2 separate regions of the Homo sapiens genome follow, and region 2 is linked to region 1. Evidence: chromatin contacts called from ENCODE Hi-C or POLR2A ChIA-PET data. All regions are on one chromosome and are shown on one strand. Each heading gives the region's core, a stretch centred on a gene start or an enhancer-like site at or near the end of the contact. The rest is flanking DNA. Distances are from core to core; before and after follow the strand shown.

Evidence for each region. A loop is a pair of places that touch in the nucleus more often than their neighbours do. ChIA-PET counts read pairs that join two places held with the same protein, here RNA polymerase II (POLR2A). Pooled maps may share reads with other maps.
Region 2: a pooled map shows a loop between it and region 1 (2.3-fold over the local background). The contact joins two enhancer-like sites. A Hi-C loop is called at or near these places in 1 of 168 maps with a recorded cell type or tissue (endothelial cell of umbilical vein), 1 of 37 single-sample maps with no recorded cell type and 2 of 50 pooled maps. POLR2A ChIA-PET finds 5 or more read pairs at or near these places in 3 of 52 experiments (OCI-LY7, activated CD8-positive, alpha-beta memory T cell and naive thymus-derived CD4-positive, alpha-beta T cell).

What each region holds. Positions count from the first base shown.
Region 1 is chr12:91,929,218-91,933,263 of GRCh38, forward strand. It overlaps LOC105369901 (a long non-coding RNA gene), which reads right to left. Exons shown (of 6, transcript XR_007063580.1): 5 at 5-134. Among named protein-coding and RNA genes, the nearest start is that of LINC02404, 56 kb to the left of the region's middle. Within about 2 kb of position 2,019, at least 4 of the 41 ENCODE cell types and tissues checked have a DNase peak (open chromatin) inside an H3K27ac peak, as active enhancers do.
Region 2 is chr12:91,986,464-91,990,509 of GRCh38, forward strand. It overlaps LINC01619 (long intergenic non-protein coding RNA 1619), which reads right to left. Exons shown (of 5, transcript NR_132341.1): 3 at 2,634-2,730; 4 at 1,070-1,180; 5 at 1-234. Among named protein-coding and RNA genes, the nearest start is that of LINC02404, 110 kb to the left of the region's middle. Within about 2 kb of position 1,674, at least 3 of the 41 ENCODE cell types and tissues checked have a DNase peak (open chromatin) inside an H3K27ac peak, as active enhancers do.

The sequences.
Region 1 (4,046 bases), core at 769-3,268:
TTACCAAGGTTGCTGCTGAATGTCCAGCCTGTCAGCAACATTGATTAATGTTGATCCCCTTATACAGCCTCATCCATCGAAGAATCAACAATCCACTTAGTGGTATAAGTTGACTTCATTGAAGCCCTTCTACTCTGGAGGAAACAAAGATTCATTTTGAATTGCCAGTGCATATTCTGGATGTGAACTGAATTTCCTACCTACAAGACTTCAACCAGAACTACTGTTTAGGGCTTATAGTTCCAGCCACTTAATTGGATTCCCATATAACATTGCATCAAATCAATGAACCTACTTTATGACTAAGGAAATAGGGTGATGGGCAAATGCTATGAGATCCACTGGACTTATCACATATCACCCACAGGGTGAAAGACTGAGAGAGTGACATAAATGCTGAGTGGTCCAGGGGATTTGAGGAAACCTAGGATACGAGTTCAGGGGAGCCACATTTTATTTTCATAGGGTGTGGGCAACGCTATGGACATTGCTAGAAAATTCTGGTACATTCCTAAAGGCCTGGCTGGTACAGTTAATACAAATATATCAAGGACAAGGTTAACACCAAAAGACCAAGCAGAGGTAGTAGGGACCTGATAGGGATGTGTGGACCAAACACACTTCCAATGCCATGATGATTGTACATTCCTGGGATGGGGGGAGGCAGTGGGGAGGGCCAGGGCCAGGAGAACAGAGAACAGCCCTTGTAGGTAGTTTCACCTTTGAGTTAATGACCAAATTCTGGGTGGAATTAACAATTCCACTGAGTTTCAAATGTTTAAACCAGAAGAGACCATAATAGCTTTCAGTGACAAGATTAAGAGGTTTTTAACAGCAGCAAAAATGGGGGTGCCAGGGCTAAATAGAGCTCAGTAATATAAAAGGTAAAGTTATGTTAATATTTCTTCACATCTGAGCTGTGACTATTTCAAAACACTACACAGGCAAACTTTTTACATGTGGGTGCCCTAGCAAGTAACTTTCAGAATTTCCTGGGACCTGACTCAAAATTAGCCGTCATAGTCTATTCTCATCCCTTGGTGGAGGGAGGAGGAGGGAAAGAAGAATTCAACTGAAGAGGAGAAGATAAATTCACCTTACTTTAAAAGCACAAATCAGTTTTCTTTTACTTACCATTAAAATATTATTTAATGATTCACTTATAGGTACGGGCACCTTCATAAAATACTCAAAAATGCTTCAAAACTGACTCTCATACATGATTGACAAGAATGTAAGACTGCTCCATCACTGTAGAAAGCAGTTTAGCAGTGCCTCAATAAAGTTAAACACAGAATTAGCATATAACCTGGCAAGTCTACTCCTAGACATATGTCAAAAATAATTGAAAATAGGTGTGCAAACAAAACTGTTTACAATAATATTCATGGTAGCACCATTGATAATAGCGTAAGGGTAGAAACAACCCAAATGTTCATCAACAGATAAACGGATAAACAAGATGTAGTACATCCATATAACAGAATATTATTCAGCCATAAAAAGGAATGTAGTTCTGTTAAATGCTACAACACCAGTGAAGCTTGAAAACATGCTAAAAGTAAAAGAAGCAGACACAAAAGGCCACATAGTGTATGGTTTTATTTATTTGAAATATCCAGAATAGGCAAATTCATAGAGATAGATAGCAGATTTGTGATTTCCAGGGGTTAATTGGGGAAGTAGTTGGAAATGATAGCTTAAGAGGGTACAAGGTTTCTTTTTCATGCAATGAAATAGTTCTGGAACTAAATAATAATGATAGCTGCATAATATTATGAATGTTCTTAATGCTACTGAATTGTATGCTTTAAAATAATGGAACTTGTAAGTTTCATGTTATGTGTAGTTTTTCTACAATAAAAAATTATACAAAATTCAATTAATAGGCACTTTCCTTGTTCCCCAAGATCATTTTTTGTCTCTGAGAAAGTTTTCTGTAGTGTTAACTGAAATGGGTCAGTTCTTCCTTGTGGGAGGCAACCCAAGACTCTGATTGCATTGTGTAAAGTTGGTCAGCTGTTTTACAAGGCAAACACCTGGCACCAAACCCTGAGCTCTTTAAAGAACTGCTAGCTAAGCCTCTTCCCCAGGGTAAATTCAAGGAGAAGTGCTATGAGTCTGAGCTTGCCAGATTCGTGTGGGCCACACCCAGAAGTTAATAAGTTGTTCCAAACTCTACATGCCCCATCTTAATCACTAGTTCTGCTCCCAGTTTGTAGGTTCCCATAATCATGTGGCTGCTCGAATGAGAACAGCAAAAACCACTTACAATTTGGAGATGAGACAGAGTCCAGAAAGGGAAGAAAAGTCATGAAAATATAAATTTAGCTTGAGGTGTACCATGAACAGAAGGCAGAGACCTAGAATTAGGCCTTGTTCTAAATTTCAAAATTGTCAATATAGTGGTGTCTCTGAAACAGTCATTCGGGTGAGGAAAACTCTCAAGTAGGGGCTAGACTCCATTTCCATCAGTACAGGGAACTGATCAAAGAATTCAACATTTTAGGAATTTAAAACAGCAGATTCTTTGGTCTAGCTGATGACAACTGGTCAGAGCAGCTTGCCATAACTTAAAGCTGAGAAAACCAACCTGTGAGTAGCAAAGAGTAAAAACTACAGTTACCTCTACCCAAAAATAACAGTTAAAAGTACTAGCTTTTAAGTTAGAAGCAGGTCAGCAGTCAGCAGTAGAAAAGTACAAGTACTGAGAGGTAGGCAGGAGCCAGATAATATAAAACCTTCAAGTCTGAATTTTCTTCTAAGTACAATTAAGAGATACTGCAGTGTTTTAAGCAGGAAATTTTATGTCATCAAATTTATGTTAATAAAAGATCACTCCCTCTGGTTGCAGTGTAGACGATGGAAGATTGTAGGAATCTGAGAACTGAAGCAAGAATAACTGCCAGGACAAAAGCTAGATGATGGTGGCGTGGACCAAGGGTAAAATAATAGATGAAGATCTAGAGAAGTGGATGGATTCTAAATGTATTTAGGAGCAAAGTCTATGGAACATCCTGGTGGAATAGCTTGTTCTTTAAACTTCCCTCCTTCCTTGAAAGCCATCTTTAACAGCACATTTACAAATAAGAAAAAATCTAACACTTTAACATTGATGGCCCTCTAATATTATCTCTCACTGTTTCCTGTTCTATATCCAACTCTCTGTAGATATATACTTGCATATTTGGCTTTCCTTCTCTTTTTTAATCTTAAGACTTTACTTAATATATCTTTTAATTAAGGCATAATGTTTATATACATTACAATGAAGAGAGCTTAAATGTACAGTACAATGAGTTTTGACAAATGACAAATGTGTACACTCATGAAACCCAAACCATACCAAAGAGAATATTTTCAGTAACTAAAAAGTTCCCTGTCCTCCTTTCTGATCAACCCCAATGCCAACCACAAATGCTATTCTGATTTCTTTCAATGTATATTAGTTTTGGATTTTTCTGAATTCTGTACAAATACATTGATACATAATGCATCCTTTTAGTTTGGCTTCTTTAGCTAAACATAATGTTTGTAGAATCCATCCACATTTTTCACATGTCAGTGGCATGTTCCTTTTTTATTGCTGTGTAGTATCCCATCAAGTGAACATGTCACAATTTGTTTATTTAGTCTCCTGTTGATGAATACTTGAACTGTGTCCCGTTTGAGGCTACTATAAATAAAGTTGCTATGAATTTTTATGTACAAGTCTTTTTGTAGATACATGTTTTTATTTCTTTTGGATAAATATTTAGTGACAAAACTTGGGGGTCCTGCAGTATGTGTATGCTTAACTGTATAAGAGATTATCATAGCTTTCCAAAGTGGTTTTTTCATCCTACACTCCAACTATCAATGTATGAGGGTTCCTATGTTTGCCATTTTCTTTTCAATTTCGGCCATTCTAATTGGTGTGAAGTGATCCCGCATTGTGGTTTAATGTGACAACAAGTGATGTTGACCACATTTCATATACTTTTTGTCCATTTATATATCTTACTTTGTGACTTTCAGGATGTTTTCCTATTTTTATTAGATTTTGT
Region 2 (4,046 bases), core at 424-2,923, 57 kb after region 1:
CCTCCATCCAATACTTAACCACAGCCAAACTTGCATTTTCATTTCTAGAGAGGGTAGACACCTTCATTCCTAAAACAGTTATCCCACAAGGGTCCCACCATTGCAGAGAGCAGCAGGCCAGTGTTGTCTTTGTTTCTCTTTCCTGAGGCTTCCTAGAAGTCATCACAATCTCCAATTTATCCAGGCTGAGCTCACTTTCTCCTTGTGTCTCCTTTGAGTTAGGCATGGAAATAGCTAAAGGAGAACAAAGAGGAAAAATATATGGGCTTGTTCAGTGGAGAAACAGCCTTGAAGAACTTCCCACTAACTAGTTCCAGATGTCTCTTTGCACCTGAACAAGTCTACGTCTCATCCTACAAAACAAAGTCACACCCAGCTGAAATCTCTCTCTCCCTCCTTCCCACCCCCCCTTTCTCTCTCTCTCTCTCTCCTCTCCAGCCTCCACCTTTTCTCTCTCTGCTGTGTGAGTATCCCATACCCCAGAGGCATAGCTCAAGCACAACTTGCCCTATGAGGCCTTCCTCTACCCTCTTCCACCTTCTCCCACCCCGCAAGAGAACAAGTTAATCATGGTATTTTGTACATAGCTGTATTATAGCCTTTTATGTTCTGCATCATATGCCTTTCTTGCCAACCAGATTGTGAATCCAAGAAAGTAGGTAAATGCCTTTGTATCATGTTATTCATCTTTGGGAAGGCAATTTAACAAAGTGATTAAGAGAATGGGTTTTGCATCAAACAGATCTGAATGCGGATCCTAGCTCTAACATTAACTAGCTGCGTGCCCTTGAGTTTTCTGGAACTCGGTTTACTAATGTCTAAAATGGGGCTATTTCATAAAGTTTTTTAAGTGACTAAATGCATTAAAATATATGTATATAAAATATTTAGCATAATGTTGATATGCAATATGTTCTTGATAAATGGTAGCTATTATTATAATAAATTATAATTAACTTGGTATTCTCAGCCTCTCATAATAAATTATCAATAAATACATATTGAAGGATAAGATAAAAGAACAAATGAAATACACATACTGTATATACATATGCATATATACACATACCGTATATACATACACATACATACACATGACAGTGCATATACATAATCATCCTTCTGTGACAAATTGCATTGCTCTCTGCTTATCTGAGCTCTCAAAATGCAATTGGTAGACCTGCAGAGGGTATATGAGAGAAGGGAAGAAACTGATCACAAAAGAGTTTGCAGGGAATGTTCTTGGTAGCAGTTGTACTCTAAGCAATGACCTCACGAAGCACATAGGTTTCCCTCTGTGAGTGCCAAATTTGCCAGCCTCCTTCTGACACCTGGACAAAAACACAAAAACATCATTCAACCCTTGGATGATGATGTTGATAATGATGATAATGATGACGATGATAGCTAACATTTACTGACCAACTTCTATGTGTCAATCCCTCTCTACTCTCCCACTGTAGCCCTGGGTTAGGTAACATTGTTTAAATTTTACAAATAATGCAAATGTGCCCTCAAGAAATTAAGAAATTATTTTAGTTTATTCTGAAAATAGGTGGATGTTTCAGGACCCAAACCACCACATGAAGGTAGCAAGAGCAGCGTGCTTCTCATCCATGACCAGGCAGGCTAGCAAAGGGAAAAGCAGAGGTGATCAGGTCTATGTCCGCTTGCTGGAATTAGTCATGGCAGAATTCAGGAAGCAAGGAGCCGTGGCCTTTGACTTGCACTTCCTTCTCCCAATAGTCTTTTTTTTTTTGCACAAGTCATTATAAATCGCCTGGTCTCATACCATGAATGACTGTAAAATCCTGGAAATGTCTGGATTCAGACTTGGCATTTTCCCCCCTAAGACACCAAAGGGGTTAATCTCTGGCCAGTAATCAAAGTCTGGCAGCTTCTACTCCACACATAATGGGCATTGTTGTTCCTAAGAGTTTGTCTGTTTTTTCTGGCGGCTTTACTGTTTGGAACCAATTCTAAAACAGAAAAGGAAAGAGTCAATCTGCATTTTTTATGCACACATGCAACAAAACATAAGGCTGGTCATAGAACTGTTGTTTTGCTAGATTTCCAGGAAAGTTGTTGGCTTACTATTGAGAGAAGATGACTTATTGACTAAAATACATCTACCTCAAAAGGGAATTCATTTATATATGTAAGTGAGACACACATAATATCCTAAGGTGCTGCCTTCTCTCAGATATGAAGCAACACATTACAACTGTATTAGCTGATAAGTGAACTGTGGCTGGCCCACCCATCTGCATAGAAAATCCATTTGTGTGACGTTATTAATGTGCATGCTCATCAACCTTCCCAGGTCAATTGCAATCTCAGGACATGTTTGTCACTCCCACCTGATGGGCCCCCAGATGTTTCCATCTGAAGCCACGTGAATATGTCTTACTAAGTCACCAATACAACAAAATCCCATTACAAAACACCCGACTCTATTCCAGTGGAAAAGGCCAGGTTTTCTTTTTCTTAAATTTCCAATCAGTCACAAATCAACACTTTTGTATAAACCAAAATCATGCACTTAGATGTCAAAATAATGCACTTAGAAGTCACTAGCATTCTTAAATTGTTATATAAGTTTCTAAATAATTATTCACAGTTTCTGTACTCACCTTGTCATGAACCAATAACAAGCAGTTTGCAGATCAAACTCATCCATGGACCACACTTTGCTAGACCACTTTCTAGATGAAGGTTTCCAAACTTTTTCTATCAAGGATGAGAGGGCAAATATTTTAGGATTTGCAAGGCATGACTCAATTCTGTTGTTGTAATGTAAAAGCAGCCAGAGACAATAAGAAAATTAATACACTGTGTTCAGTAAAACTTTATTTATAAAAGCAGACCACAGGAGAGATTTGGCCCACCAGCTATAGTTCACCAACCCTTGGATGATGATGTTGATAATGATGATGATGATGATGATGATGATAGCTAATATTTACTGACCAACTTCGATGTGTCAGTGCCTCTCTATTCTCCCATTATAGCCCTGGGTAAGGTAACATTGTTTTAATTTTACAAATAATGAAAATGTGACATCAAGAAACTAAGAAATTATTTTAGTTCATTCTGAAAATAGGTGGATGTTTCAGGACCCAAACCACCGTCCCTAGGCTCACACTATACTACATATATAATGATTGAGACATCTTTTTCACAATTAATAAAAAAATTTAAAAATACTAGTATAATCTTGGTCATTTTCTTCCCTTTATCTCCCCACCCATCATCCACCTCAACAGTACCAAGCTCTTAGTGAACGATCATTCCAAAGAGTCTGTATATAGAGCAAGAGCCAGACATGAATACAGTCTGAAACAAACACACTCATTCAAACATACATTTATTCATTCAATAAATATGTATTGGGTGCTTACTCTGTATCAGGCATGAGTCCAAGGAATGGGGCTATAGTAGTGAGCAAAACACACAAGATCCTGTCCTTAAAAAGCTTACATTCTAGTATGGGGAAGTAGACAATCAGCAAATAAATATATTATGTTGGGTATTAAGATTCAGGGTTCAAAGAAAAATAAAGCAGAGTAAATAAGAGAATAGAGAGTGACAAAGTGCTTTTTTTTTAATCTAACTCTTTTATTATCTCTTCTTCACCAACTAAGATATGTACACTCCCAGCAGAGCTGTACTTTCAAATGTATCTACTAGGTATAAGCGCACATTTATAAGATGTTTTTGTACCATATTTGTACCAGTTATATTCTGCATAATTGTATAGAAAAAGACACTGAGAAAGAAACTATTTCATTAATTCATGCTGCAAATATTTATTGAGCACCTACGCTGGGCCGGGTGATATTTTTAAAACAGGGAATCCAACAGTGAGCCAAACGGACAAAGATGCTTGCTCTCATGGACTTCCATCATGGCCAGGAGAGTGGGAAAATAAACAAAAAACATAATAAACACATGTTAGAAGGTGATATGTAAAATGGAGAAAAGAAACGCACAGCAAGATAAGGAGATCAGGAGTACAGAGGAGAAACCAACAGGTTATAATTTAA